Linked DNA regions of Homo sapiens: region 1 is linked to region 2. Evidence: chromatin loops called from intact Hi-C (ENCODE). Cell type or tissue: PC-3. All regions are shown on one strand. Each heading gives the region's core, and the rest is flanking DNA. Links, peaks and the distances in the headings are about the cores only. Region 1 holds the start of LINC01677 (long intergenic non-protein coding RNA 1677). Region 2 has its middle 200 kb from the start of LINC01661.

Region 1 (16,823 bases), core at 4,464-12,463, 600 kb after region 2:
GTTAGTCATTCAGAGAGGAAGATGATATAGAATCCAGAGTGGTCACACACACACACACACACACACACACACGCAGACACACAATGCTTGGGAGACTACTAAGGCTAATGGAGATGAAAACAATTAGGCACTGATAAAATAATATTTTTTTTCAAATTTGTAGAGATATACAATTCCAAGGGTTCTAAGATTGAAAAAAAATTTGTTTTATTCATATGTATTCAAATTAAATGACTGGCTTAAAAAAGTTTATTTGATACAATATATTCCCCAAATATGTGGATAACAGAAATAACTAAAAAAAATTATGTTATATATATGTTTATTTATAATATGTTATAATTATTTATAATGTTATATATAATGTTATATATATGATTTATATACACATATATAATATGTTATACATATGTTTTATATATATACATATATAATATGTTATATATATGTTATATATAGCAGCCACACAAAATACGTGGCTATTGAGCACTTTTGAAATGCAGTTAGTCCAACTGAGACATAGCTAAGTGTAAAATACACATTCGATTTTAAAGACATTCCAAAAGAAAGAATATTTTAAAAACTCAATAATTTTAAATATCTGTTACATGTTGAAATAATTTGATTATGTTGGGTTAAACAAAATGTTAAAATTAGCTTCATCTTTTTAACTTTACTTTTTATGTAAATACTACTAAAGTTAAAATTAAATATATGGCTCTCATTATATTTCCACCGGACAGTCCAGCTCTGGAGGATAAAAAGTATATTCTGATATCAATTATAATTTCCTTTTCACTTCGGAATTTTTTTTTTTTTTTTTGAGACGGAGTCTCACTCCCACGCCCAGGCTGGAGTGCAGTGGCACGATCTCAGCTCACTGCAAGCTCCGCCTCCCGGGTTCACGCCATTCTCCTGCCTCAGCCTCCTGAGTAGCTCGGACTACAGGCGCCCACCACCATGCCCGGCTAATTATTTTTTTATTTTTATTTTTTAGTAGAGATGGGGTTTCACCGTGTTGGCCAAGATGGTCTCGATCTCCTGACCTCGTGATCCACCCACCTTGGCCTCCCAAAGTGCTGGGATTACAGGCGTGAGCCACCGCATCCAGCCTCACTTGGGAATTTAAAGTAATATAAACATTATACCTAGGAAGATAGATTTGATGTGTGATTCTTCAATTCTGTCTTTCTAACCTGAAAAATACTTTCTTCAATCTTTCCTGCATTTACATTAAATTTAAAACTTCAATATGTTCTCTGTGAAATAGATAAAAAGAATTTTCTTTCTTTACATGAATTCTTTTAAAGTTTCTACTGGAAGTAGAAGCTGAAATCCTACTCCGAATTTCCCCCTTTAGGAATACTCTGAAATGTTTAGACAATAATAGTGAAATTCCCCTTGGTAGATGAAACTTAGAAAGTCTTCTATTTACTATTCCTACAATCTTTGTTACCACCAACACTAGCAATACTATCATTATTAATGTTTGCTATGTACAAAATAGTTTTCTGTTGTTGTTTTTGAGATGGGGTCTCACTGGGTTGCCCAGGCTGGAATGCAGTGGTGTGATCATGGCTTATTGCAGCCTCAACCTCTCTGGCTCATGTGATTCTCCTGCTTCAGCCTCCCAAGTAGCTGGTACTACAGGGGTGTGCTTCCACATCTGGTTAATTTTTGTATTTTTTGTAGTGACAAGATTTCATCATGTTGCCTAGGCTGATTTTGAACTCCTGGGCTCAAGCAATCTGTCCACCTCAGCCTCTCAAAGTGGTGGGATTTTAGCCCTGAGCCACAAGGCCTGGCCTCTATTAAATATGAAGAATTTATTGTGCTAAATACTTTAGGTTCATTGTCTCCCAAGAATACTATAGACTATTAGTCCTGTTTTACAGAAAAATAAAAAGACAGCTTGAAGAATGTAAGTAATTTGTCCAAGGTTACTAACCAGTAAGTAATATGGACCAGATCTGTCCATAAAACCTGTGTCTTTAGTGTCTTACACAACTAATATCACTGTGGCAACAAAAATATCTGTGATACCAAACTCTACCTTTTGAGACTAGATAATCCAATTATCAGTTGTAATTCTATTTCCATTATTAATGCATTATCTCACATCATATAAAACAATGTTATATTTTATTTCTACTGTTCTAAAGAATATTATTCTACTTGTTTACGATATATTTATGTAACTCTCCTGCTTAATTCACTTATGCATACCAGCAGTTTATTTTGAAGGAAGTGTTAGTAGCATCATGTTGGATACACAATTCTTGATGTACCAAGAACGGGATATTTGCCATTACAGTTCCCACTAAATTCCAACAGTGCCTCCCATTTACTGTGAAAATAAAAAATTATTCCATGAATTTCTAAATACCCTGGTGAAGGTGAAGTAAGAAACAGGATATGTCTATGGCTGATTACCTTTGAGCATCTGATTCAAATGTTCATATTTAACTAAAGCCTTATATTCACAGCCTCAGGTTGTAGCTTAACACACATGCAGGTGTATTCTTACCTGACTTTCTCGATTTCTATTTTGCAAAGTAATGTAAATCAGGTCCTCCTGATAACCTCCATTTATATTTTTAGCTATTTATTTGTTGTACTTTTTTGTTTTAAAACAATTAAAAACTTACAAAAGTATGTAAGAAAAAGACATTTCCATTTTTTTTTTCTGAACTATTTGTGGGTAAGTGGTCAACATAATGCCTCATTGACCATGAATATTTAAGTATGGACTTCCTACATATGAGGTCACTATCTTACAAAGCCACAGCACCACTCTCAAAATAATTATAATTACAAATGACAGAAATTTTATTTTATTTTGTTTTTAAAAATTATTTTAGATTCAGGGAGTACATGTGCAAGTTTGTTACATAGGTATATTGCCTAATTTTGGAGTGTGGCTTCTATTGAACCCATCACTCAAATAATAATCATTGTGCCCAATAAGTAGTTTTTTAACCCTTCCCTTCCGCCTCCCTCCTTCCTTCCTTTTGGAGTCTCCATTATCTATTGTTTCACCTCTGTGTGCATGTACACCCATTTTTTAACTCCTACTTAATAAGTGAGAACAGGCAGTATTTGATTTACAGATTTTATTTTCTAAAAACAACTGCAACTCAATCTCCCTTCTGTCTTGCATGCTCTTATTACAAAGTGAGTTTCATCCTCCTGCTATCAAATGTGTGGTTTTGACCTGGAAAAGGAAAGGTGAGAAGGTCTTTATTTCCTGTTCTTGAATCTGGGAAGGCTCTGAGACTTATGAGGCTAATGCATAAATAGTTTAAAGAATTTTAGCTGATTCTCCTAATACACTCGCTATTGAGATGCAGTCACTATGCTGTGAGGAAGCCCATGTAACAATGTGGAGATTCTGAAGTGAGTTCTGGGTTCTAAGCCAACAGCCTAAATACTTTAGGTCCATTATTTAGGTCCAAGTTCAACCACTAGACCTGTACTTCGCAAGCCTTCAGAGGATTCCTGCTTTCAGCCCGCAAGCTTTTTCAGCTGAAGCCCCCAGTATCATGGAACAGAATCAGATTATTTCCACTGAGTCCTTTTCAATTTCTTAACCCACAGGATTTATGAGCATTATGAAGTCATTATGGCTTTCTGCCACTAGGCTGAGAGTGGACCACATATACAGAAATAAAAAACTATTAATAGAAAAATATATTGCAAACATCTAATCCTCAAACCCCATTCAAGTTTTGCCAACTACCCTCCATCCTATCAAATATTCCTTATACCAAAAAGATCCAGTTCAAAAATAAGTGTTGCATTTATTTTTTAACCTCTTTTGATCTGGAATAGCTCCTCACACCGTCTTTCATGACTTTAGTGCTTTGGAAGACTACAGGTCAGTTATTATACAAAATGTCATTATATTTAGATTTGCCTAAATTTTTTTTATTACATTCAGACTAGGCATCTTTGTAAGGAATACTACAGGAGTGATGCTGTGTTCCCAGACATTCCTATCTGCTGGAGGCACAAATTCTACTTGTTCTATTACTTGGTAATATTCACTTTAATGCTCAATTAAAGTGGTGTTTGATAGGCTTCTCTACTCATTTTTTAAGTCTTATAATTAGTAAGCGTTAGTGGGGAGATATTTTGAGACTAGGTCAATGTCCCATTTCTTACAAAAGATTTGTTACCTTTTCACATAAGTATAGACTCATGGATTCTTGCTTTATTCTATGCCATAATTCATTACTCTGTATTTATTTTGATGTCCACACTGTCCCAGATTTAATGAAATGTAATCTCCTTTAAGCTAGGCCCTGTGCCCTTTTGATACCTACCTATGATTCTTTAAAACAGTATTCTTTATATCTGAAAAATAAAGGAATTTCTACTTTCTGGCTTAATATAATAAGATGTTTAGGCTCATCTGAAATTTCCCTGCCGTCACCTGGGAATCAACCATTTCTTCAGGGAGTCCTAGTTTCTTTTAGCGGTAAGTACTGTTTACAAAGCAATGTCTGGTGAGTAGGTATGTTTGTGTTTTATGCTAAATCACATGGTAGTCTCTTTACTGGCTTAGGCAGTTTCAGTGCCCTATACCTGGCCCCTAACTCATTTCTCTAAAGCTAAAAAATAGGTGTGTCTATTTGATGTATTTACGTTTTTCTCTCCTAGTAAATAAATAGTTTTGTAATAAGTTAACTTTTATAACATTTTCTCCCTATTCTGTTATTGGAAGAGAAATATGCTGTTTTTTTATTAATTTAAATATTATGTATAATTCTGTCTGGGCGAAACATGCACACACACATGTAAATGCACACACACATTTTATGCCATGGATCATTTCACTGGAAAACTAAAGTGGTATCTCTGGTTAACATTTTGAAAATTGAAATCCCATGAGAGTTAGTTGTGCAAAACTGTTTTATGTGATAATTGACTATGTAAAACCTGAATTACAACAGTATAGAATGGCTTGGAATTTTATTTAGATAGTCTTCAGTGTCAAACAAGAGACAATTAGATTTATTCAATGGAATGTTAATTTTCATATAAATGCAAGTTCTTAACTAAGCCATGTTTTCTAACACATTCAGGATAGGGTTATGAATACATATAAACCTTGGTGAAAATTATTTAAATAGTCAAAGATTTATTTCGAGGAGAATTTGGTGTCAAAAATAGTGTAAGGTATTAGGGATACATATATTTAAGACATACTCCCTATATTAAGGAATTTACTGTCTAGTGGGGAAAGTAGCTATATAAACAAATATAATATGGTGCAAAGAGTAGGTCTAGGGGCAAAAAATTCCACCTTCGTCCCCTTGGGGTTTCAGCTGGATCTGAGAATTAAATTGACATTAGATAGATTAACAAGATAAAAGTGTAATACAAATTTTACAGGGCATGGAAGCTCTCATAAGGAAATAAAGACCCAAAGAGGCAGTTAGGGTCAGTTACTTAAACACTGAATTGGACAAAGAATAGTTAGTTGCGAAGAAGCAACTAAATCATGTGGGAGGCTTAAAAGACAAGAGGTATTTTAACAAGATCTTTACATAGTTTTTAGTTTTGACTTCTCATCCTTGAATATAAAGATTTTGCATCTTTCTAGTAAAGGGAGGGCGTCTTTCACATGGGAATTTTATCTTCTGCTTTTGAGAGACAGCACAGAGGTCAAAGTGATCTTTTGTACGTATTGTTTTTTAAACCACTTTAAACTTAAATAGCCAATATGCCAGAATAGCATATTTTAACCTCTTCAAGGTCAACAGTAGTGATGAGCACATAGTGGATTAATGCACAGAAGAGGCTTCTCTATGAGTGAGTTGGAAAGGCATTTGGTAGGATAGGATTCCCATTTTGCTCCTTGAACCAGACCAAGCAAGGTGAAATACTCTACAGAACATACTACTGCAAGCAACTTTTATGAGAGTTTTTTTTATTGTTGTTGTTGTTTTGTTTTGCTTTGTTTTTAACCTAATGGAACTGATACCAACACAGCCAAGTTGGGGAACCAGAAATATTTTCAAGAGCAGATAAGTTCATAGCAAGAAGAGTAATATCAGTGTCTTAGCTAGTTTCTGAGAAGATGTTGTTTCCTTATATTCAAAATCAGAGCTTTTTAATTTTTTTCAAATCAGTACTGTGAATAAAACAGAGAGAAAGCAAAAATGATATAATTTTGTTAGCCTTAAAACAGAGGTTATGCTACAACATCTTACTCTTCTACTAATCTGATACTTCAGATTGATTTACCTTAAATCTTCTTACTTTAAAACTTCCGATGGACCTTAAATCTTCAGGATGGTTTAAGGTCAATTTACTTGCATTTTTACGCTAGCAGAGTATATGACATATTGTATTAATAAAAAATGTTAAATTTGTCATGCTGACTTGACTCTCTACACTTATGGGAATAAGGTGAAGAAATATAATTAACCACTTTTCTATTTTTCCACTTGGGCTTTTAAAAAATGTACATTTTTTCTTCAAACTATTTATAAATTACTCATAGCCCTAATTTCATATTTATCTCTCATTCGGGAGTGTTGGCCATATTTAGACTGATTATGTTTTACTGAATTCTGAGATGTTAGGAAGCCTTAATATCTTCTACATTGTGTTATTTAAGTCACAAATTTAAATGTAAGTAGAGTGAAGGCTGCAGATAACTATTTTTTAAAAAATAGTTTTTATTGTTTCGTTATATTCACTCCTAGGACAGACACTGTGGGATAAATGCACTGTAAATATTTATATTACTTTACAAGAATGGGGATCACAGACTAAATCCCTATATATTGCTCTAAATATTTACCCTCCTGTATTAGTAAAGTTACTCAAGGACATTGCCAATCATTCTCAGTGTTTGCAAACAATAAGAAGGGTTGCAAAATTCAGAGAAGTAATCATTTCATTTTTACAATGGGAGAATGCATAAGAAGTAAAGAAACTGAGTGTCTTATCAAGATTGTCTCATATACATATAATTAATTATATATCAGTAAACATATCTTATATAAGTATAAAACATAGATGATGATAGATAGATAGATAGATAGATAGATAGATAGATACCCACACTTTAAGATAGCAAGTCCCTGAGGATATACATCAGTTTTAATTCTTGCTGGTGGTAAACAATGTGGTAAAATGGAAAGTGAGAATAAAGTGCTTATATAAATGTGAGCAGACAGATCTAAGTCACTCTCAGAAGGTAGCTCTTACTCCATGGAATATCCTGGTAGCAATGATAAGTACTTTTTTCTTCTTTTAATCAGATAGCTGATTAACATTGAAACACAAAGTCTCATTCTCTCTCTAATTATACTATTTTATCTTTCCTTGTCCTTTTGTTATTTTCCATATACATTACTACTCCTTTAATAAGAAAGTTTTGCATTCTTAATCCACTGATATGTTTTTTCCCAATCTGCTTAGTCCCATTAATTTTTACTTCCTTTCCTGTTTAGAGTAATCATTATGGACTACTACTTCTAATGCATCTTCATATTAATTGTCTATAATTTTGATAAATCAGTATAAAGCTGAACATTAACATAAATATGTGGGAGAAAAGTTTAGTTTCTGAAGACTCTGCATTTTAAAATATAAACCGATATCATCTCTTTTTGATATATACTCAGTAGTGGCATTGTTAGATTATGTGGTAGTTATATTTTTAGTTTTCTGAGGCCCTCTTTACTGTTTTCCATTTTAGCTGTACTAATTTACATTCCCACCAATAGTGTAATAGGGGTCCCTTTTCTCCATATTCTGCCCCAAACTTGACATTTCTTGACATTTCTACCTTAGTCAACCTGAAGACCAATTATAAGTTGGCCAAGATGTTTAATTACAAAGATTAGAATTATCAGTTGTATCTGCTTTTCCATTCACTGGTCCTTTAAAGGCATAAACTTTTTATTCAATTTGTTATGCCCACCACTGAGCATAATACAAGGAACATATTAGGTCCTCAAGAAATGCTTACTGAATCCACCTTAATTGATAATCAAGTTATTGTTGGTTCACTCTTCTCCATACATTTTTTTTTTTTTTTTTTTTGAGATGGAGTCTCACTCTGTCATCCAGGCTGGAGTGCAGTGGTGTGATCTCGGCTCACTGCAAACTTCACCTCCTGCGTTCAAGCGATTCTCCTGCCTCAGCCTCCTAAATGGTTGGGATTACAGGCATGTGCCACATGCCCAGCTAATTTTTGTATTTTTAGTAGTTATGAGGTTTCACCACGCTGGCTAGGCTGGTCTCAAACTCCTGGCCTCAAGTGATCTGCCCACATCAGCCTCCCAAAGTGCTGGGATTACAGGCGTGAGCCACCCCACCCAGCTCATATATCGTTTTAAAATCAATATTATATTGATATGAAATTGAGCAAGATAAAATAAAACACAGTAAGGTATTATCATAGTAAATAATTAAATTTTCATTGTTTTTTTTTCTACCATCATTATAGTATAGCCACCAATTTCTACTGAGTATTTATCTACTATATGGCAGGTCAAGTCTGCATTCTGGGATAAAGTGTTGACACAATCTTGAATCAGTGCCTAAGGAGTTCACAAGTCCAGAGAGGGGATAGCGCATGTGAGTAATTCTAACATAATATTTTACAATCTGAGTTGGAAGTACAGAAGCACATAATTTCGTTCTGCAAAGGGAAGTAAAAGATTTCTAAAACAGAATCATATCTAAAACAGACTGTCTTATCATTTTTATTCTTGGGGCCTAACAAAATGGCCAGTAATTTTTAAAAAATGCCATGTTGAATTCAAAATAATATTTTAACAGTATTATTTATATTTAATATGTTACATATAATTTAATATACATTTAATATTTAATATATTGTAATTTCACTCTTGTATCGTTTTCCTGTATACTTATTTTTTGTATTTTTAGTAGGGACAAGGTTTCACAGTTAAGTTCAAAATGGTATCTGTCCATTGACTATGAATTTTTTAAATGTTTAATATATTTAAGAGAATTTGTGAAGTAGGATAGAATTTGAGATTTTTTTAAAAGGACATCTTAAGAAATCATTAGAATAAGATTAACCCAAAAATATCGTCATATAGAAATTGTCTTTCAAAAAAGTTAACAGAAATATAAGTATGATGTAATTATTTTGTTAATTTCATCAATAAGGGAACTAATATTGAGAAATAACCCTGCCCTCTAGTGGTGATTAATAAATTTTAAAATATACTGAAAACACCAGTTTGCTGTTACAGCAAAGTTCACATTGACATATATTTGAATAGAAACACTGAAACCATGTATTCTGCATTAATAAACAGACATGATTAAACTAACAGCCTTGAATGTTGTTTAGTAGATTCATCCCCCTAAGAAATTTAGTAAAACAAATTTTAGTAAATGAAAAGTGTCACTGTGTTTCTCCTTGTGAATGGTATTACCAATGTTGAATTAGATTCTTTGATGGAATCCTTTTTCCATTTGAATTTTGATTAGAAATCCACAATCTAGGGAAAAATTTACAAAGTCTCAAACTTGTTTTACTCACCCCCTACCAATTTTCATCACCAATTCTCTCCACTGCCCTGATAAGTCCTCTTCATATGCCATTTGTCTCTGCTTAAATATTGGATAAGCCATTTCTCTCTTTTCTGAGATACGACTCGAAGGATCTATACAAAAAACACAATTTATTGCACTTCATTTGATATTTCTTTTTAAATCCTGAGATCTCTACATGCCTGATTATATGCTAGGTATCATCTAAACTATATTTTATCCCATGTTTTTTCCTAAAAGAAGGATAATACTTTTAGACAAACGTAGCATAATTAATTATACAATTTATTCATGAAAGAAACTATACTTATGTACTGATTTTTTTTAATTCTGAATTTTGTGCTATCTGTATTTTAAAACTCAACATCTATTTTTACCTATGACTGTCATAAAAAATCAGAGGTAGCCTCTAGTTACATAATCACAACATGAAGAATTATTAGATATTTTAGAAATAACTAGATCAATCCCTCTATTACAACAAAGTAAATGTTCAAATGTGTCTACTGACTTTGCCAAGGTTTTGTAGTTGCTTGTTTCACTAAAAGTCAGAGCTAAATGGAAAACATTTTTTAGTTTTGCTTCCAATTTACCTCTGTACCTACAAATATAATATTTCAAAACTGTGTTATATCCATGTCCTCACTCTGAGAATCTCTGAATTCATTACAGTACATATCAAAAGTTAAGGACTTCGAAAGATTGTCCTGGTGGGCTCAGTGTAATCACAATGATCCTTACAAGAGAAGGGCAGGAGGGTCAGAATCGGAGAAGGAGATGTGATGACAGAAGCAGGAGTGAGAGTGAAAAAGAGAGGGTATGAGAGAGGGTGTGCATGTGTGTGTGTGTGTGTGCATGTGTGTGTCTGTGTGTGTGTGAGAGAAAGAGAGAGAGAGAGGGAGAGAGAGAGACAGAGATATTAGGAGACACTGTGCTTTGAAAATGGGGTAATTAATGAACCAAAGAATGCAAGTAGCCACTATGCCTTCTACTGAAAAAAAAGTAAGGCAACAGAGTCTCCCCAAGAGCCTCCAAAAGGAACACAGTCCTGCTGACTCATTTTAGACTTCTGACATGCAGAACTGTAAAATAATAAATTTGTGTTTTAAAAATAAAATAATAACTTAGGAACTTGTTAAAAATTCAAATTCCCTGGTACCAACCCAGACAGACTAATTCATAGAAACAAGGGGAGGGATTCAGAAATCTGCAGTTTAAGAAGCCCTCTAAGTAATGAATGCTAAGCCTGGGTGATATTGACTTACATAAAGTGTTTTCCTCACCTATTGCAGGGAAGATTACTGCAGGAGGTTATTTCTCATTGTGGTTTTGATTTGCATTTTCTTTATAATTAGTTTTATTGAGTGCTTTGATACCTGTTGGCCATTTCTATGTCTTCTTTGGAAAATGGAAAAATGTCTATTTGGATCCATTGCTCATTTTATGATGGGGTTATCTGGCTTTTTGCTATGGAGGTGTATGAGCTCCTTAAATATTTTAGATATTAACTCCTTATCAGGTATAAGGTTGGCAAATATTTTTCCCATTCCATAAGTTGACTTTCCATTTTGTCAGTGGTTTCTTTTGCTGTACACAAACTTTTTGTTCTTTCATCCATATTTTATAATTTTTAGTTCATTGTATTGACTACGTTTATTCTTAAGTATTTTATTCTTTTAATGATATTATAAATGGGATTGTTTTCTTAATTCTTGAATAGTTCATTATTAGCTTATAAAATGCAACTATATTTTATATATTGGTTATCCTGCAAATTTACTGGATTTCCTTATAAGTTCTAACAGGTGTTTTGGTGGAGTCTTTTTGGGTTTCTACATATAAAATTATGCCATCTACATACAGGGATAATTTTACTTCTTCCTTTCTGATGTAGATGCCTTTTATTTATTCATTTCTCTCCTAATTGCTCTGGCTAGAACTTCCAGTACAAAGTTAAGTAGAAGTAGCAAGAGTGGGAGTCCTTGTGTGGTTCCAGATCTTAGAGGAATAGCTTTCTACTTTTCACTTCTGAGTATAAGGTTAGCTGTGGGTTTGTCATATATGGCCTTTATTGTGTTGAGGTACACTCTTTCTAAACCTAAATTATTGAGAGTTTTTACCATAAAAGCATGTTGAATTTATCCAAATATTTTCTGCATATATTGAAATGATTATGTAACTTTGTTCTTCGTTCTGTCATTGTGATTTATCATATTTATTGATTTGCATATATTAAATCATCTTTGCGTACCAGGGATAAATTTCATTTGATCTTGGCAAATGATTCTGTTAATGTGCTGTTGAATTTGGTTTGCTAATATTTTGTTGGAGATTTTTCCATCGATGTTCATCAGAAATGTTAGCCTGGAATTTTCTTTTCTTGTAATGTTTTTGTCTGGCTTTGGAGTCAGAGTGATGTTGGACTAATGAGTTTGGAAGTACTCTGTCTTTAATTTTTTGAAAGAGTATGAGAAGGATTGGTTAATTCTTTTGTAAATGTGTGTTCGAACTTACCAGCTAGTCATCAGGTCCTAGGATTTTCTCTGATGCATATTTGATATTACTTATTCAGTTTCCTTACTTAAGGATCAGAGCAGATTTTCTATTTCTTTGTGATTCAGTCTCAGTAGAGATATGATTTTAGGAATTTATCCATTCTTACAGGCTGTCTTAATTGCAGGTATACAATTTTCCATTGTAGCCTCTTATGATCCTTTGTATTTCTATGGTATCAGTTGTAATATCTCCTTTTTATTTGTGATTTTATTTATTCAGTCTTTACTCTTTTTGTATTAGTCTGGCTAAAGGTTTGTTGATCTTGTTTATGTGTTTTTAAAAATCCATCTTTTAATTTCATCGATATTTTCCACTTTCCCATAGTCTCAATTTTATTTTTTTTCTGCTTTGATATTCATTATTTCATTTTGACTACTAACTTAGGGCTTAGTTGTTCCTTCTTCTCTAATTCCTTGAGGAAAAGTAGTGTTAGATTGTGTATTTGTTATTTTTATATAGGTATTTATTGTAATAAATTTATATCTTAGAATTGCTGTCATAAACTCTAATAAAGTTTGTTTCCATTTATATTTGTCTCAAAATATTTTTTAAGTTTTTATTTTTTGATATATCATTTTATCAGGAAATGCTGTTTAACTTACACATATTTGTAAATTTTCCAGGTTCTTCTTGTTATTGATTTCTCATTTCATACCAGAGTCATAATGATAAGATATTTAATTTGACTTCAATCTTCTTAAATTTGTTAGGACATATTTTGTAGCCTAATACGTGGTCTATCCTGGAGAATGTTCCATATGCACTTGAGGAGAATGTATGTACTGCTGTTGCTAGATGAAATTTCCTGTATATATCTGTTGGTCCATTTGGTCAAGGTATACTTTCAGTCCAATGTTTTCTTGTTCAATTTCTTTCCAGATGACTCATCTATTTTTGTTTAAAGTCGGTAATTGAAGTACTCTACTATTGTTTTACTGCTATTTCTCCCTTCACATCTATTAGTATTTGTTTTATATGCTTAACTGTTTAAATGTTGGGAGCACATATTTTTACAATTGTTATATCTTCTTAAAGAGTTGACTTCTATTATTATATAATAAGGGTTTTTGTCTTGTTTTACAGTTTTTTAATTTAAAGTACGTTTTATCTGATATAAAAGTATAGCTCTTTTTGGTTTCTATTTCCATGGCATTTTTTTTTATATCCATTTACTTTCTGCCTCTGTGTGCTCTTAAAGTAATTCTCTTGTAGAGAGCATAGAGTTGGGTCTGACATTTTAAAATTGAACTACTGAGTTTCTTTTGATTTACATTTAAACTAATCATTGATAGGTAAAGACTTACTGTTTCAATTTTATTGTTTTCTGACTGTTTTGTACATCCTTTGTTCCTCTTGCTAGATTATTTTGTGATTTGATCGTTTTCTATGGTGCTATGCTTTAATTCCTTTCTATAACATTTATGTATATATTATAGTTCTTTTCTCCGTATTTACTATGAGGCTTACCAGAACATCTTATATTTTAAGCTGGTAACAACCTAACTTTGATCACATACAATAACTTTACAACTTTCTTCCCCACACATATTTTATATTTTTGATACTATTTACATTTTCATATTGTTTATTCATGAACAAATTATTGGAGTTATAGTTATTTTTAATATTTTTGTTTTTTAACCTTTGTACTGAAGATGTAAGTTATTTTCACACCACTATTATAGTATTAGAGTCTTTAACATTTGAATACCTACTTAATTTTACCTGTGTACCAGTGAGTTTTATGTTTTTTTTTTTTATTATACTTTTAAGTTTTAGGGTACATGTGCACATTGTGCAGGTTAGTTACATATATATACATGTGCCATGCTGGTGCGCTGCACCCACTAACTCGTCATCTAGCATTAGGTATATCTCCCGATGCTATCCCTCCCTCCTCCCACCCCCCCACAACAGTCCCCAGAGTGTGATATTCCCCTTCCTGTGTCCATGTGATCTCATTGTTCAGTTCCCACCTATGAGTGAGAATATGCCGTGTTTGGTTTTTTGTTCTTGCGATAGTTTACTGAGAAGGATGATTTCCAGTTTTATGTTTTATATATATTCATGCTACTAATAGCATCCTTTTAATTCAGCTTGAAGAACTGCCTTTAGTATTTCTTGCAAGACAGGTCTAGTGATGATGAGTTCTCTCAGCTTTATCTCTCTCTGGGAAGGTCTTTAGTTTTATTTATTTTTCATGCACAGCCCTGCCCAGTAAAGATAGTATTATTAGTTGCATGCTTTTTTTTTTTCCCCAGAATTTGGAATGTAGCATTCTTCTTTCTCCTGGGCTACAAAGTTTCTTGCTGAAAGATTCCACTGACAGCCTTATGGGGAACATAAACGTATATATAAACTATATATAAACTATAATAGATATATAAATATATAATAATATATATATAATAGGTAATATATAATAATATATAATATGTAATAATATATATAACATATATATAAACTATAATATATACATTAAAGTTATAGAAAGGAATTAAAGCATACCACCATAGAAAATTATCAAATCACAAAATAATCTAGCAAGAGGAACAAAGGATGTACAAAACAGCCAGAAAACAATTAATAAAATTGAAACAGTAAGTCTTTACCTATCAATGATTAGTTTAAATGTAAGTCAAAAGAAAACCAGTAGCTCAATTTTAAAATGTCAGACCCAACTCTGTGCTCGCTACAAGAGAATTACTTTAGGAGCACATGGAGGCAGAAAGTAAATGGATAGAAAATAAATTCCATGCAAATAGAAACCAAAGAGAGCTATACTTATATCAGATAAAATATACTTTGAATAAAAAACTGTAAAAAAAGACAAAAAAATTGTATGTGAGAAAAAAATCATTTGTTGCTTTCAAGAGTCTCTGTTTATCTTTAGTTTTTGAAAGTGTGACTATGCTATGTCTTGGTAAAGTTTTCTTGGGGTTGAACCTGTTTGGACCATTGAGATTCATGTACCGGGATGCATGTATCTCTCCTCAGCTTTGGGAAGTTTTCAGCCATTGTTAAAAGCTCTTTATCTCTTTTTCTCTCTCTTACCCTATCTCACTCCTATAACACAAATGTTAACTCTCTAGATGGAGTCCCATAAATTCCACAGGCTTTCTTTATTCTCTTGCATTCTATTTTGTCTTTTTTCTCCTCTGGTGATTGTTTTCAAATGCCTGTTTGAATTCACAGAATATTTCAGATTGCTGTTGATGTTGTCTACTGCTTTTTAAATTTTACTCATTGTATTATTTAGCTTCAGAATTTCTGTTTGCTTCTTTTTATGATTTCTATTTATTTCTAAAATTTCTCTTGTTTTTTATGAATTGTTTTTCTGATTTCATTAAGTTGTATACCTGTTGTCACTCACTGAAATTTACTAAAACAATGATTTTGGGCCACGTATGATTGCTCATAGATATAATACCAACACTTTGAGATACATAATTATATTTTACATATAATTACATATACAATTCTATTACATATATAAGCACTTTGTTTACATAATTATCATAGGGTTCTCATATACCTACTTTATTAGAACTTTATTTTAAAGATATTGATGGCAGATTTTTTAAAAATATGCACATTCTCCCCTTTCATGTAAACAAAATTGTATTTTACCTTATGGAAGAGAGAATGAAGAGAACTTTATGTAAATTACAGGTTTAAAAATAAGAATATAGATAAAAAGTCATACATTTTTTTCAAGTTCAATGAATTAAGAATTCTTTAAAAATATCAACAGTCATATTAATTATGTTGGTATGTGGCATTTTTATTGTAAAATTTCTATGTAGAAATGCTTTCTATGATCATTACCTAGCTATATTATGAATAACTTCATCTGTAATGTTATAATATATTTATAAAATTCTAATTTATTTAAGTTGATAATTAAAAGAACATGTCATTAATTTGTATATAAAAATAAATCATTATTTTAAAATTTAGGCTAAGGTAGTAAATGTGGATCTAAAGAAAATTAAAATATATAGATTTTTTATTTTTAAATCATGTGACAATAATTATGTCTATTTTAAAAATATTTTTAAAAGCTTGAATATTTTGTAAAATGGTATTTTTTTTTAGATTTTAAAGTAAAAAATACATTTTTTAAGATGATGAACAACTTTACCTTTGAAACTTTCTATGGTCCTGTTATGATTTGAATCTGTGTCCCCACCGAAATTCCATTTTGAATTGTAATCTCCAATGTTGGAGGTGGGCCTGGTGGGAGGTAACTGGATGATGGAGGTGGATTTCTCATGAATGATTTAGCACCATCCACTTAGTGCTATCCTTGTGACAGTGAGTGAGTTCTCATGAGATCTCACTGTGTAAAATTGTGTAGTACCTCCCCTATTCCTCTCTTGCTCCTGCTCTGGCCATGTGACGTGCCTGCTTCCCCTTCACCTTCCAACATAACTGGAATCTTCCTGAGGCCTCCGCAGAAGCCAAGCAGAGCTGGCATCACGATTCCTGTATAGCTGCAGAACTGTGAGCTAGTTCAACCTCTTTTCTTTGTAAATTATTCAGTCTCAAGTATTTCTTTATAGCAATACAAGAATCACCTAATACAGAAAATTGGTACCAAGGAGTGGGGCATTGCTACAATGATATCTGCAAATGTGGAAATGACTTTGAAACTGGGCAACAGATGAAGATTGGAAGAGTTTGGAAGGTTCAGAAGACAGGAAGATGAGGGA
Region 2 (16,823 bases), core at 4,272-12,271:
AGGTACAGACTGCCTCATCGAGTGGATCCCTGCCCCCCGTGCCTCCTGACTGGGAGACAACTCCCAGCAGGGATTGACAGACACCTCATACAGGAGAGCTCTGGTGGGCATCTGGCCGGTGCCCCTATGGGACGAAGCTTTCAGTGGAAGGACAAGGCAGCAATCATTGCTGTTCTGCAGCTTTCACTGGTGATACCTAGGCAAACAGGGTCTGGAATGGACCTCCAGCAAACTCCAGCAGAGGGGTCTGACTGTCAGAAGGAAAACTAACAAACAGAAAGGAATAGCATCAATATCAAGAAAAAGTGTGTCCACACAAAAACCCCATCCAAAGGTCACCAACATCAAAGACCAAAGGTAGATAAATCCAGAAAGATGAGGAAAAAATCAGTGCAAAAAGCCTGAAAATTTAAAAAACTAGGATGCCTCTTCTCCTCCATGGGATCATAACTCCTCACCAGCAAGGGAACAAAACTGGATGGAGAATGAGTTTGACAAATTGACAGAAGTAGGCTTCAGAAGGTAGGTAATAACAAACTCCCCCAAGCTAAAGGAGCATGTTCTAACCCAATGCAAGGAAGCTCAGAACCTTGAAAAAAGGTTAGAGGAATTGCTAACTAGAATAACCAGTAATAGAAAAGAACATAAAGACCTGATGGAGTTGAAAAACACAGCACAAGAACTTCGTGAAGCATACACAAGTATCAATAGCTGAATTGACCAAGTGAAAGAAAGGAGATCAGATGAAGTAAAGTGTGAAGACAAGATTAGAGAAAAAAGAATGAAAAGGAACAAACAAAGCCTCCAAGAAATATGGGACTATGTGAAAAGACCAAACCTACATTTGATTGGTGTTCCTGAAAGTGACGGGGAGAATGGAACCAAGTTAGAAAACACTCTTCAGGATATTATCTAGAAGAACTTCCCCAATCTAGCAAGACAGGTCAACATTCAAATTCAGGAAATACAGAGACCACCACAAAGAGACTCCTCGAGAAGAACAATCCCAAGACACACAATTGTCAGATTCACCAAAGTTGAAATGAAGGAAAAAGTGTTAAGGGCAGCCAGGGAGAAAGGTTGAGTTACCCACAAAGGGAAGCCCATTAGACTAACAGCAGATTTCTCTGCAGAAACCCTACAAGCCAGAAGAGAGTTGGGGCCAGTATTAAAGAGAATAATTTTCAACCCAGAATTTCATATCCAGCCAAACTAGGCTTCATAAGTGAAGGAGAAATAAAATCCTTTATAGACAAGCAAATTCTGAGAGATTTTGTCACCACCAGGCCTGCCTTACAAGAGTTCCTAAAAGAAGCACTAAATATGGAAAGGAAATACTGGTACCAGCCACTGCAAAAACATACCAAATTGTAATGACCATCAACACTATGAAGAGACTGCATCAACTAATGGGCAAAATAACCAGCTAGCATCATAATGACAGGATCAAATTCACATATAACAATATTAACCTTAAATGTAAATGGGCTAAATGCTCCAATTAAAGACACAGACTAGCAAGTTGGATAAAGAGCCAAGATCCATCGATGTGCTGTATTCAGGAGACCCATCTCATGTGCAAAGACAAACATAGACTCAAAATAAAGAGATGGAGGAATATTTACCAAGCAAATGGAAAGAAAGGAGAAAAAAAGCAGGTTGCAATTTTAGTTTCTGATAAAACGGACTTTAAACCAATAAAGATCAAAAAAGACAAAGAAAGGCATTACATAATGGTAAAGGGATCAATGCAGCAATAAGAGCTAACTACCCGAAATATACATGCACCCAAAACAGGAGCACCTAGATTCATAAAGCAAGTTCTCAGAGACCTACAAAGAGACTTATACTCCTACACAATAATAGTGGGAGACTTTAACACCCCACTGTCAATGTTAAACAGATCAATGCAGCAGAAAATAAACAAGGATATTCAGGACTTTAACTCAGCTCTGGACCAAGCTGACCTAAGAGACATCTATAGAACTCTCCACCCCAAATCAACAGAATATACATTCTTCTCAGCACCACATCGCACTTATTCTAAAATTGACCACATAATTTGAAGTAAAACACTCCTCCGCAAATACAAAAGAATGGAAATCATAACAGACAGTCTTTCAGACCACAGTGCAATCACATTAGAACTCAGGATTAAGAAACTCACTCTAAACTGCACAACTATATGAACAATCTGCATCTGAATGACTACTGGGCAAATAATGAAATTAAGGCAAAAATGAATAAGTTCTTTGAAACCAATGAGAACAAAGACAAAATGTAACAGAATCTCTGGAACACAGCTAAAACAGCGTTTAGAGGGAAATTTATAGCACTAAATGCCCAGAGGAGAAAGCAGGAAAGATCTAAAATCAACACCCTAACATCACAATTAAAAGAATTAGAGAACCTAGAACAAACAAATTCAAAAGCTGGCAGAAGATAAGAAATAACTAAGATCAGAGCAGAACTGAAGCATATAGAGACACAAAACAAAACCTTCAAAACATCAGTGAATCCAGGAGCTGGTTTTTTCAAAAGATTAACAAAATAGATAGACTGCTAGCCAGACTAATAAAGAAGAAAAGAGAGAAGAACCAAATAGACACAATAAAAAATGATAAAGGGGATATCGCCACTAATCCCACAGAAATACAAACTGCCATCAGAGAATACTATAAACACCTCTATGCAAATAAATTAGAAAATCCAGAAAAAAATGGATAAGTTCCTGGACACATACACCCTACCAAGACTAAACCAAGAAGAAGTCAAATTCCTGAATACACCAATAGCAAGTTCTGAAATTAAGACTGTAATTAATAGCCTACCAACCAAAAAAAGCACAGGACCAGACAGATTCACAGCTGATTTCTACCAGATGTGCAAAAAGGAGCCAGTACCATTCTTTCTGAAAATATTCCGAACAATATAAAAACTGGGACTCCTCCCTAAGTCATTTTATGAGCCAGCATCATCTGATACCAAAACCTGGCAGAGACACAACAAAAACAGAAAATTTCAGGCCAGTATCTCTGATGAACATTGATGCAAATATCCTCAATAAAATACTGACAAACCAAATTGAGCAGCACATCAAAAAGCTTCTCCACCACTATCAAGTTGGCTTCATCCCTGGGATGCAAATCTGGTTCAACATATGCAAATCAATAAATGTCATCTGTCACATAAACAGAATCAACGACAAAAACCATGTGATTGTGTCAATAGATGCAGAAAAGGCCTTCGATAAAATTCAACACCCTTCATGTTAAAAACTCTAAATAAACTAGGTATTGATGGAATGTATCACAAAATAATAGGAGCTATTTATGACAAACCCACAGCCAATATCATACTGAATGGGCAAAAGCAGGAAGCATTCCCTTTGAAAACCGGCACAAGACCAGGATGCCTTCTCTCACCACTCCTATTCAGCATAATATTGGAAGTTCTGGCCTGGGCAATCAGGCAAGAGAAACAAATAAATTGTATTCAAACAGGAAGAGAGGAAGTCAAATTGTCTCTGTTTGCAGATGACATGATTGTATATTTAGGAAACCCCATTGTCTCAGTGCAAAATCCCCTTAAGCTGATAAGCAATTTCAGCAAAGTCTCAGGATACAAAATCAATGTGTAAAAATCACAAGCATTCCTATACACTAATAATAGGCAAACAGATAAGTAAACTCTCTTTAACAATTGCTACAAAGAGAATACAATACCTAAGAATACAATTTAAAAGGGAAGTGAAGAACCTCTTCAAGTAGAACTACAAACTGCTGCTCAAGGAAATAAGAGAGGACACAAACAAATGGAAAAGCATTCCATGCTCATGGATAGGAAGAATCAATATCATGAAAATGGCCATATTTCCCAAAGTAATTTGTAAATTCAATGCTATCCCCTCAAGCTACCATTGACTTTCTCCACAGAATTAGAAAAAAACTACTTTAATTTTTATATGGAACCAAAAAAGAGCTCATATAGCCAAGACAATCCTAAGCAAAAAGAACAAAGCTGGAGGCATCACACGACCTGACTTCAAATTATACTACAAGGCTACAGTAACCAAAACAGCATGGTACTGGTACCAAAACAGATATACAGACCAATGAAACAGAACAGAAGCCTCAGAAATAATGCTACACATTTACAACCATCTGATCTTTGACAAACCTGAAAAAAACAAGCAATGGGGAAAGGATTCCCTATTTAATAAATGGTGTTGGGAAAACTGGCTAGCTATATGCTGAAAACTGAAGCTGGAGCCCTTCCTTATACCTTATACAAAAATTAATTCAAGATGGATTAAAGACTCAAACCTAAGACCTGAAACCATAAAAACCCTTGAAGGAAACCTAGGCAATACCACTCAGGACATAGGCATGGATGAAGACTTCATGACTAAAACACCAAAAGCAATGGCAACAAAAGCCAAAATTGACAAATAGGATCTAATTAAACTAAAGAGCTTCTGCACAGCAAAAGAAACTATTATCAGAGTGAACAGGCAACCTACAGAATGGGAGAACATTTTTGCAATCTATCCATCTGACAAAGGGCTAATATCCAGACTGCACAAGGAACTTAAACAAATTTACGAGAAAAAACCAACCCCATCAAGAAGTAAGCAAAGTATATGAACAAACACCTCTCAAAAGAAGACATTTATGTGGCCAACAAACATATGAAAGAAAGCTCATCATCACTAGTCATTAGAGAAATGCAAATCAAAACCACAATGAGATACAATCTCATACCAGTTAGAATGGCGATCATTAAAAAGTCAGGAAACAAAAGATGCTGGAGAGGATGTGGAGAAATAGGAATGCTTTTACACTGCTGGTTGGAGTTTAAATGTTTAAATTAATTCAACCATTGTGGAAGACAGTGTGGCAATTCTTCAAGGATCTAGAATCAGAAATACCATTTGACCCAGCAATCCCATTACAGGGTATATACCCAAAGGATTATAAATCATTCTACTATAAAGACACATGAACATGTATGTTTATGGCTGCACTATTCACAATAGCAAAGACTTGGAACCAACCCAAATGCCCATCAGTGATAGACTAGATAAAGAAAATGTGTCACATATACACCATGGAATACTATGCAGACATTAAAAAGGATGAGTTCGTTTCCTTTGCAGGGACATGGATGAAACTGGAAACTATCATTCTCAGCAAACTAACACAGGAACAGAAAACAAAATACTGCATGTTCTCAGTCATAAGTGGGATGTGAACAATGAGAACACATGGACACAGGGAGGGGAATATCACACACTGGGGCCTGTCGCGAATTGGGGGCTAGGAGATGGATAGCATTAGGAGAAATCCCTAATGTATATGTTGGGTTGATGCATGCAGAAAACCACCATGGCACGTGTATACCTATGTAACGAACCTGCACGTTCTGCACACATATCCCAGAACTTAAAGTATAATAACAATAATAATAAAAGAACACCAGTGCATAGGTGTTCCTAACGGTGCAAATATTATGGCACCTTTGAGAAAAAAACAAGAAAGAAAATTGAACCCTAATACAATTAATTTGTCTGTGAGAAAATGAGTATTGAGAAGCTCAGCTCTCTTTGTGGCAGTCATTCGTTTTGCTGCACATTCTGGAGACGAAAGTATTTCCAACTCTCTCTAAGCATTGCTTACGCACTGAAACAATTTACTGCAAGAAACCAGATCATTCCATTTTTTTTTATTCAATAAGCACAGGATGTTTTTACACACCTATGAGGAGAAAGGGATTGAGTTTGTGATTCATTATTTAGTTTTCTTTCTTTCTTTCTTTTTTCAGACAGAATTTCGCTCTTGTCACCCAGGCTGGAGTACAACAATCTCTGCTCACTGCAACCTCTGCCTCCCAAGTTCAAGTGATTCTTCTGCCCCAGCTGGGATTATGGGCACCCGCCACCATGCCCAGCTAATTTTCGTATTTTTAGTAGAGATGGGGTTTTGCCATCTTGGCCAGGCTGGTCTCAAGCTCCTGACCTCAGGTGATCCACCCACCTCAGCCTCTCAAAGTCCTGAGATTACAGGTGTGAGCCACTGTGCCCAGCCCGATTCATATTATTTCTAAATTAAATATTGCATCAGCTTTGTTTCTACTGAGGCATAAATCTTTACTTTGTAATCAATGTGCCACTGTTAATATGTAGCTGGGGGGATATATATGTTTACCTTTGTCATGCCAAATGTCCATTCAAGCATAGCACTGTTGAGGGGATAGCGTGAGAAGCTAGATGTGGAACTCCTGGGAGAAGCCAAGCACTTGGGTAATGGCCAGGATATTTGAAATCCTTCTGGCTCAAAAACTAATTGAACTCTCTTAGTATTAGTTTATTCATCTGTAAAATTAGATTAATTTCAAAGCTCATTCCAGATTTAAATAATTTTTAAAATCACTTATATTCAAATGTATTTCTAATCACAGTTTTCTTATTTGTAATCAAATGATTTATATAACAGTATTCACTTCAGGAGCTCTTAGTAAATCAATATGATAATTAAGAGAGGTGCTCAACAAGCATTTATTCAATGTTTACTATGTGTTAGGCACATAAAACTTACTCAAAAGAGCCAAAGAGTCATGATCATTACTGTATACTGTGAAAAGTACTATCTTAGAGACATGCAAATAGTGCTAAGATCTTCTATGTGGAGAAAGGGTGACATAGTCTGGGGTGAGAGTACATAAGCTTCAGAGTAAATGACATTTAAGCTGGGCATTGAAAGATAAGAAGGGTTAGGATATATCAGAAAGTAAAGTGGGTTTTTGAAATAGCAAGAACAAACAGAAACAGAGGTCTGAGTTAGAAATATCAGTTAGGAGGCTACTGTAATCATCTACGCAAGAGGCAAGGAAGGCCAAGCACAAAGTGAAGGGAGAGGAGGAGAAGGAGACATTGTCGAAAGCCAAATCAGAAGACTTTTGCAGCAGATTATATGTGAGGTGGTAATAAAAAGAAATCCTTCATTCCCATCTCTTTCTCTCTCCAAGCCTAGAAACAGAGTCACTGAGTTGGTGATTCATCTCATATCTTGTGTCTTTAACACTATCAATCTAGCATTGTCCAGTAGAACTTTTTGAGATCATGGAAATTGTGTTGTTTAATATGACACTGCTGGGTTAATATGACATTACTAGGCATATATGCCAGTAGCCACATTGAGCACCTGAAATGTGGCTAAAAATACTCGTTGAATTTTTATTTTATTTTAAAATTAATCTAAATTTAAATAGCCACATATGTCTAGTGTCTACTGTTACAGGATCTTTGGGGTGTCATTTTTCTGGCTGGAAACTTCTGTGGCTGGTGGTGCTGTTGCTCAAGTTTTGCTTAGGCCTGCTGTGCTTGTTTCACCCACTCAGCTTGGCAGACTGTGCTCAGCACACACTACCGGCCTGGATCCCATGCCTGCCAACGGTGAGTCAGGCATAGGATGGTGAGCGGTTTGTGAGTAAGCATAGGGTTTGGCTGTTGCGCAGTCAGATGTGCCGGCTGCTGCAGTGGGGCCGGCAGCTCCAGGTGCTGTCATGGGTGCTAAATCTCTGCCAGGCTGCAGCCAGACCAGGTGCACTGCAAGCAGCTTCCATGGCTGGCACTGGGAAACATGTTGGTGGCTGGAAGTTGGGAGACGCTAGGAACCACAGGGTCCCAAAAAGGGAGTCACAGCTCTGGCTTAGGGAGCTCCCAGGTCTGGGTTCCCTGAGGAGCCACAGCTCTTCTTTCCTTCTCTTTGCCGACAATGGGGCAAGCAAGGGGAATGTCTCAGTCCTCTTTGTGTTACAGCTCTTTCAGCCTTGCCATTCTGTGGGTCCCAAGTTCTTGTCCTGCGACCAGGAAGAATGAGGTACATAGACAAGTGAAGGCTGAGCAATACGAAGAGGAGCTTTATTGAGTGACAGAATAACTCAGAGGAAACTCGCAGGAGGCTGCTCCTTTCCACAGGCAGTGTGTCCTGATGAGTGTTCAGTTCCTAGCACAGAGGTTAGCTTCTCTCTGCTAGGCAAGTTGTCCTGACAAGTGTTCAGCTATCAGGAGAGAGGGTAGTTCTTTGCTCCAGCCAGTCATCCCATTGGGTGCGCAGCTCTCAGAAGAGAAGAGGCCCCAGAGTGGGTAGCTCCTTCTGCAGCTGGTTGTTCCAACGTTTGCTCCACTCTGGCTGAGCCCTGATCTTTAATGGGCCTCAGAGGGGAGCAAGTGCATGACAGTTGGTCCGTGGGTGGTCATGGGTGGGCCCAGAAAACGTACCACAAGTTCCCACTCTGGTCGGTGAGACTGGCAGCCCAGCCCCCGGCCTTCAGGCCCTCCCTGGCCTGAAGGTGAACCCTTGCCAGGGACCATCCCCTTCCACCCAGTAACCTGTCTGGCTCCTGCTGCTGTTCATGGCACCCAAGGTGTAGGTGCCAAGGGTTGCCTACAGGCCAGTGCCAAGGTGTCCTCAGCCCCAATTCAGGTTTCCTCCTATGCTCCTTGGTGCCCAAAGTCGGGAGGGGGCCAAGGCAGCAAGGGGCTGGCGTGTTAACACTTCCCTGAGCATGTGCACACCCTGCCGGGCTGTGACAGCTCCTGGGCTTGACTCCGACTTTGTTCCTAGACTAGAGTGGGTGCCAACAGCAGGGAGAATTCAGGCAGCAAGAGCAAACACTTTTGAGCCTGCAAGGTCAGGTGGGGCCTTCCCAGGACCCCAAGAGTGCAGAGATGCCTGGGCCTGCAGCTGCAGTTTGCATGGCTGCAGCTGTGCTCAGGAGGGCAGGGCTGCTGCCTGCTCTGTGGGATGAGAGGTCCAGGACTGCAGCTGCAGTTTGGGTGGCTGAAGATGCACCCAGGAGGGCAGGGCCTCCACTTACTCCCAGCCCCAAGAGCTGGGAGCCCGGGTCTGCAGTCTTAACTTGGGTGGCTGCAGTGGCACCAAGGGAGCGCCCGCCCAACTTGGAAGGGGTCGGGCTTCCACTTGTCCCTGGCTCCCACTGGCTTCATGGAGCAGGCAGCCCTGCCTGTGCCTCCCTCCTGCAGCCGGTGTGTTGGCAGCAGACACTCTAGAGGGCCCACGGCTTCCATCACTACTATATTGGGCAGTAAAAATGCCATCTCCTAAATTTATGTCTGCAGCTTATGTTATTCTCCTTACCGCATGACTATATCCAACTGTTTGCTAAATATCTTCATATATATATATATATTTAGACGGGGTCTCACTCTGTCGCCCGGCTGGAGTGCAGTGGCACGATATCAGCTCACTGCAATCTCCGCCTCCCAGCAGAGGCGGGAGATCAAGTGATTCCCCTGCCTCAGCCTTCTGAGTAGCTGGGACTACAGATGTACCCCACCATGCCCGGCTAATTTTTTGTATTTTAGTAGAGATGGAGTTTCACCATGTTGGCCAGGATGGTCTCGACCACTTAGATTTTTAATGCACATCCCAGGCTTTACAGTTTAAAATCCAATTTTTGGTCTTTTCTTTGAAATCTGCTCATTCAACGTCTTCTCTATCTTAGTAAATGGCAACTTGACTTTTGAATTCTCTTTGAGTTCTCTCTTTCTCCAACATCTACATATACTATGTGTCAATCAATCAAGTAAACAAAATATTTTCAGAATCCAGCTCATCCTTTCCACTTAGTCCACAATAATATCGCCTCCTGTCAGGATTATTGCAATAGCTTCCTTACTTTCATCTGTGTGATTTTTAGTAGTCTAGTAAAAAATATAGCACATATTGTATTATTCTTCCATTCAAAAATTTTATTCTTAGTAAAATTTAAAATCTTTGCAATGGTCCATAAACTCTGGCCCTGTTTTCTCTGTTATCTCATCTTCTACTTGCTCCCCCAGGTTCTCTCTGCTCCAATTGCACTGGATTTCTTTGCTGTTCCCTGAACACACAGACATGCTCCTACTGCAGGGCTTTGCATTTCCAATTTCTTCTGTCTGGAATGCTCTTCCTTTGTAGCTCCACATGGCTTGCTTCTTCATCTTCTACATGGCTCTGCACAAATACACCTGGGTGGTGGTTCTTCCCTGATCACCTTATTTAAAATCTCATTCTTCCAAGCTAACACTCTTAATTCCCCTCGTCTACCGTGTTGGTGTCCTCAATGTTATTTAGAACCAACTGGCATAGCAAATATGTCATTTTGTTTATTGACTGTAGTCCTCCTATCTAGACTGTAAGCCCCCTGCAGATGGATACACTGTTGTGTTTATTACTATATCCCTAGCACATAGAACACCGTCTGGAACATGGTAGTTGTTCAACAAATTTATTGATTACATGTCTAAGTAATTTTCAGTTTTCTAATTCAGGTTGTATTGTTTTATCACTAGAGTAGAAAACATAGGAGGAATGGGCATGGCACATAGTAGGTGCTCCATAAATATTTGTGTAATGTAGTTTTTAAATGAATTAGTGGGAAATATGATATGTTTAATTCTGTGTGGCAAAAAGTAAATGGGTGGAGATCATTCTGAGGATGAGAGAGCTAGTGTAACAAGATAAGGCTGCTGTGTTAATGAGATTTACGTTTTATTTTTTATAAGGGACCCTTGAATATTTTAGCTGTGGACTGATACCTGTGGATTATGGCAAAGAAATAAGCTGTGTATGCACTATCTCCTAAGATAGCCAAACTCATCTCCACCATCACTCCAGTTGAGACTCTTATTCATTTTTACCAGCAACAACCTCCCAACCAATCACTTTGTCTCCAATTTTTATTTCTCAAATGCATCCTTCATCTTGCCACATACTGATTTTCTAAAATATATATTGATTCACATATTGTTGACTTTCTGCCTCACTGATATTCCTCATGTTTATATATAAACCTACAGGTAGTTGGGTCTGAATCTTTAGGGTCAAATAACAGGATATATTGTTATATCCTGGAAAGTTATTATGGGATAAGGACTAGAGGGATAAGGATTAGAGCCTCATGTGGAGTCAGGGACTTCTCTTTATTTATCAAAATGTAAGGTTCACTTTCTCCACAAATATGCTACCATGATTTTCTATTCACTAAAAGTTCTTCAAGTGTCAGTACTTGTTAGAATTACCCCTATTCTCTAACTATTTTGTTTCATAATGACAATGCTTGGCATTTTGTAGCTGGGCTTTGGGGATAGGTACAAGGTATGCCATAAGTGTGTCCATAATGGGTACCTTCACCAGCTCCATTGCCAAGTTATTTCTGACATAGAATTGTAATTAATGGGAATGTGCTTTCTATGCTGTATATCAGTAATTTGGCAATGACAAAAACATACTCTTTCTTTGATGAACCTGAAAGTGAGAGGAGGTGAGAGCAAACTTACTAGAAAGCTAATTCTATTTGACATTCTACCCCAAGTGATATCAACAAGACTTTAAGTATGTTGATATAAATCAAGATGTAGCCGAAAGCTAGGTTAAGGCAGCTTGAAGAAACCGTTAGATCAGCTGTATTTATGTCCCTGGAGCAGATAAAGCAATGATGTTGCCTTCAGCATAGGATAAATTACTGACCCCTTCAGACAGTCAGCTAATGAAAAGGGGGAAAAAATCAACATCTGCTATCACAACCTATCAGTGCAGACATTCAGGGCATAGCAAGGGGAATTCACTAGTAAAACCACCAGTTGCCTAAGTTCGTTATCTTGGAGTCATTCTCATTATTTTGCTCTCAACATCCAATTTATTCTCAAATTCTATAACTTTTACTCCCAAATATTTCTCAAATTTGATCCCACTTCTCTATCCCTCCTCAAACTGTATGCATTTGGCATAAATTGAATAGTTTTTTAGCTGGTCTTGTTTTTAGAATTTCCCTCTATTGAATCCAGCTACTGAAAAGCTATCAAAGAGAGATTTGCCATAAAAATTACTCAGGGGCAACATGTTGACTCCAGCCATAAAATTAATGACTAATGTTTATTGTGTGCTTATGTTCCAGACACTTTCAAAAATGCTTTATGTGTTTTTATTTTATCTAAATAATACACCTATGAGATAGGATTACTATCCTCAATTATAGATAAGAAAACTGAGTCACAGAGCAGTTGAATGAATTATTCATATTCTCAAATCTTTTATAAGAGGTGCTTGAAATAGACTCCAGGTAGTTTGTCCTCTGATTCTGTGCATTTAATCACTACGTGATAACCCTTTCTTTGGATAGCATACAGACGTCATGACCAGGCCTCTACCTCCCTCTCCTGTTACAGTCACGACCCGCGTAATGATCTGTCCGTGGCAGACTGCATGTGTGAGGATGGTTTCATAAGATTATAATACTGAATTTTTACTACTTCTTTTCTATGTTTAGATGTGTTTAGATACACAAATACTTACTATTGTGTTATAGTTGCCTACAGTGTTCAGTACAGTAACATGCTATACAGGTTTGTAGCCTAGGCACAATAGGCTACACCAACTAGGTTTGTGTATGTTTTTTAATATTTTCAGAGCAAAATCACCTAACAATGCATTTTTCAGAACGTATCCCCATTGTTTGGCAACACATGACTGCAATCTCTCTAATACTGCCATGCCCACTGTAAGTCCCAGCTACAATTTCTGGAATGTGCCCTGCATGCCCAAACTTGCATGTTGTGATATCAGCCTAGATGTTCATCTGCTTCCATTTTCTACTTCTTGCTTTATATATAATGAAGTGTTACCCTTTTTGTTATTTATTTTATTTTTTGATACAGAGTCTTGCTCTGTTGCCCAGGCTGTAGTGCAGAGGCATGATCTTGGCTCACGGCAGCCTCCGCCTCCTGGATTCAAGCAATTCTAGTGCCTCAGCCTCCCAAGTAGCTGGGATTACAGGTGCATGCCACCATGCCCGGCTAATTTTTGTCTTTTTAGTAGAGATAGGGTTTTGCCATTTTGGGCAGGCTCTTCTCAAACTCCTGGCCTCAAGTGATCTGCCTGTCTCAGCCTTTCAAAGTGCTGGGATTACAGGTATGAGCCACCAAACCTGACCCCAAGAATTACCTTTTTACTTCTTCCAAGGACTGGATTTATAGGGCATTGCCATGTAGCTTGAAGTGTGGTGTTGGATCTCCTGAATCAGCAGTGATTGGATAATTGCTTAAGGAAAAGGGAGAGAGAAGCATATTTCTGAGCTTCATCCTAGATTCACTGGAGACAAGTCTTTTAGAATCGCTTTTTCAAACTCTTCAAGTCATGCTTATTCACATTAATGTTTGAGAGCCATTGATACAGTGATAGGATAATTGGGCTCTAGAATTAGGCAGATATGAGTCAAAACCTCAGCTTTGTCACTTTATGACCATGGGTTGGTTACCTAAACTGGCTGAGTCTTTCTTCAACTATAAAACAAAGCCATGAACAGTGACTGCTCATAGGACCATAATGAGAACAAAGTGAAAAAATAAATGTAAAGTGCTTGTGAAGGGTATGGGACATAGCAACAACTTAGAAATGCTAGCTGTAATTACTTTCATCCTTTGCTTATTTAGCACTTTGCTAATACCATTATTATGAGAATTCCTTGCCATCCTGTAATTTGGGGTTATGCACCTACCTCCTTTATTAAACTGAAGAGAAGCAAGTTGCCTCCAGCTCTGTGCTCTTCTGTGTTTAATATATGTCAGTTGAATGCATGATTAAATAATTTTTAAATGTCACACTTTCGTTTAAAAGCAATTTTCTAATCTCATTTTAAAAATATGTTTTCTGAAATTTTGTTTTATAGTATCTCTAAGGTAAGATAGATTCACTAATGGAAACTTGGAACTTTTCAAAAATATAATTTTGTTTAACATATGGAAAGCCTACTAGGTGCTGAGTAATCTTCTAGGCACTGGAGACATAGCAGTTTGAAAAGCAGGCCAAACAAACAAGAACAAAAACAAAAACAATCCTGTTTATCTCGAGTTTATAAGCTATGTATGTTTTGATGCCAGGACAAGAAATAGAGAATAAAAATTTAGATATACAGATAAAACAAATAGTGTATTAGTTTTGTATTGCTGGGTAACAAATTGCCACAAACTAGGTGATTTACAACAGCAAATATTTATTAACTCACAGTGTCCACATGCCAGGAGTCCAGATGTGGCTAATCTGGGTTCCCTGCAAAGCTGCAATCAAGGCATTGGTCAGGCTGCATTCCTTCCTAGAGCTTGAGTTCGCTTCCAAGATCACGTGATTGTTGGCAGACTACAGTTGCTTCAAGCTGTAAGACTGAGGTTCCCGTTGTCTTGTTGGCCGTGATCCGGGCCACTCTCAGCTGCTGGAGGGTCCCACAGTTTTTTTCCATGTGGTCACAGTCTCTTACAACCTGGCAGCCTCTTTCTTCAGGCCATCAGGAGAAGCTCTTGCTCCAGTCAGCTAACAAGGAGTTTTATAAGCATAACCTAATCAAAGGAGTGCTATCCCATCGCCTTTGTCACACACTGTTATCTAGAAGCAAGACACATGTCCTGCCTAGACTTAAAATAGGGGTTTAATTTCTGGGTGTAATTCACTGGAGGTCATCTTGGAATTACACTTACCCCACACACATGGTATGTCAGATGGTGATAAGTTTAATAGAAAGAAATACAATGAGGAAGGGAGAAAAATGTCTCAAGGTGATTAAGATGCTAGTCATTGCCGTGTAAATGAGAAGGGGCAGGGGAGGAAAAGTTCTCTTTTTTATTTCAGTATATTTTATACATTTTTTTAACAGCTTTGACTATAAATAATATATCAATTAAAGGATGTAAAAACTGATTAAATGTTGAAACCTTTAGTAAAACTCAGTTAAAACAATCACAATTATATGGCTGTCTTCTCCATCTAGACCAATCTGAGGAGAGAAGAAGCATCTCACACAATAAAATCAATGTCTTAGAAATAAGCCACACTAAAGAAGGAAAGTACAAATGAACACTTTTCTCCTCAGGGATTTCTATTCATCAGTTAAGAGTGTGGTTTTCTTCTTTTATTGCTTGTAATTCATCTCAGAAAGTTCTTTATTCCCCGGAGGCTGTGCCTTACTCATTCCCACTCACTGTGCGATTGGGTCCCTACGAAGCAGTTATTTTTAGTCAACAATTTATACTCCTAATTTGTTTCCTAGGTATTATTATTGGTTATCTCACCAATCTTACAAACTCTATTTATATCCCAATCATATGAGCATCTCAAAAGCCATTAATATTAGAAGAGTAAACTTGTCTTCGTAATAAGTTTTATTTCTGATTGAAACAGGAGAAACCTAGAAGCAGTAAGAAATTTCTGAGCCATATGTTCTACGCTGAAAACATTATAACTTGTCAAGGGAACATCAATCCACATAGGATACCCTCCCCCAGCCAAACTAGATACTTTCTTTTTTTTGAAGGACCAGTGACCATTCTTTACATGCTTGGCTTTTTCTTTCTTGGGCTATATCAATATTTTGTTCTCTAGAAGAGGATTTTCCTGGGGGTAAGAGGGTGTAGATAAAAGAAGGTGGAATAAAACTAGTCAATTTTGCAGTCAACTGTCAGTACCACTCAATGGCTTGATAACAATGAAGATAACCTTACTAGAAAGAAACTTTGATCTTATCTTCAGCTTTTAATTACCTATTGTCTGTCCACATTATAAAAGCTAAAATTAAGAGAATATTAATCATTTTGTATAATTTTAGGGAATTATGATATTTTCTTTCTCCATTTAGTAAGCAGACCCAATTATAATTCCACATCTTCTTCTAAAGTATATCATGGAGGGGGGATGTTTGATCTGATTAGTATTGTCTGCTTGAGCATAAATTTCTTTGAAGTATTATGTTTATGTTCAAAATCCACATAAAATTTTTTATAAACATGTTTATTTTCATAAAACAATATTGTTATAAAGTACTGACCATAATTGGAGCGCGCACACACACACACACACACACACACACACACACACACACACAGATACCTCCTATAAAGCTATTAAAGCTTGAAGTACCACAAACACAAGAAGTACTACTATGTAACCTAATTTTAGAAAAACAATAAAAGAGTTACCAGGCACTACTCTAAGAATGAAATTAAAATACCTGCATGATAACAAGCAGGTATTTTGTTATAATCTTCAACCTGCTCTTAGTTTTATATTGGATTGCAGGCATATCTCATTTTATTGCACTTTGGAGATACTGCATTCTTTACAAACTGTAGGTTTATGCCAACGCTGCATTGAGCAAGTTTTCCCAGCAGTATGTGCTCACTTAGTGTCTCTGCATCACACTTTGGTAGTTCTCACAATTATTTCCGACATTTTCATTGCTATTATGTATATTATGGAGACATATGAGCAGTGATATTTGATGTCATTATGGTAATTGTTTTGAGACACCATGAACCATGTCCATATAAGACAATGAACTTAATTGGTAAAAGTTGTGTGTGTTCTGACTGCTCCACCACTGGACCATCCCCTGTCTCTCTCCCTCTCCTCAAACTTCCCTTTCCCTGAGACAGAACAATATTGAAATTAGACCAAATAATAACTCTACAATGGCCTCTAAGTGTTCAAGTGAAAGGAAGTAATTGTAGGTGTGGTAGAAAGAACAAGAGAACTAGAATTAGAAGCGGAGCCTGAAGCTGCAACTGAATTGCTGCAATCTCGTGATAAAAATTGAATGAATGAAGACTCACTTCTTATGAATGAGCAAATAAAGTGTTTTCTTAAGATGAAATCTACTCCTGGTGAATATGTTGTGAACATTGTCGAAACATCAACAAAGAATTTAGAATGTAACATAAACTTAGTTGATAAAGCAGTGTCAGGGTTTGAGAAGAATGACTCAAATTTTGAAAG

Evidence for each region. Peaks named below come from ENCODE experiments on the same cell type or tissue, not always from the same donor. Only the 100,000 strongest peaks of a DNase experiment are listed, where the experiment ranks them.
Region 1: it touches region 2 in a loop (7-fold over the local background); 3 of 110 quality-filtered maps call a loop at or near these places.

What each region holds. Positions count from the first base shown.
Region 1 is chr1:106,014,860-106,031,682 of GRCh38, reverse strand. LINC01677 (long intergenic non-protein coding RNA 1677) reads left to right here and starts at 3,430. Exons shown (of 6, transcript NR_146609.1): 1 at 3,430-3,877; 2 at 4,401-4,480; 3 at 8,471-8,601. It overlaps LOC124904595 (a long non-coding RNA gene), which reads right to left and starts at 3,536. Exons shown (of 2, transcript XR_007067036.1): 1 at 3,471-3,536; 2 at 3,099-3,214. In PC-3, for the core only: CTCF peaks have their summits at 9,012 and 9,216 (motif pointing left); no DNase peak of the experiment used is centred there.
Region 2 is chr1:106,611,426-106,628,248 of GRCh38, reverse strand. No RefSeq gene overlaps it. Among named protein-coding and RNA genes, the nearest start is that of LINC01661, 200 kb to the left of the region's middle. In PC-3, for the core only: CTCF peaks have their summits at 7,348 and 12,243; DNase peaks (open chromatin) are centred at 6,238 and 7,448; H3K27ac peaks cover 4,018 bases.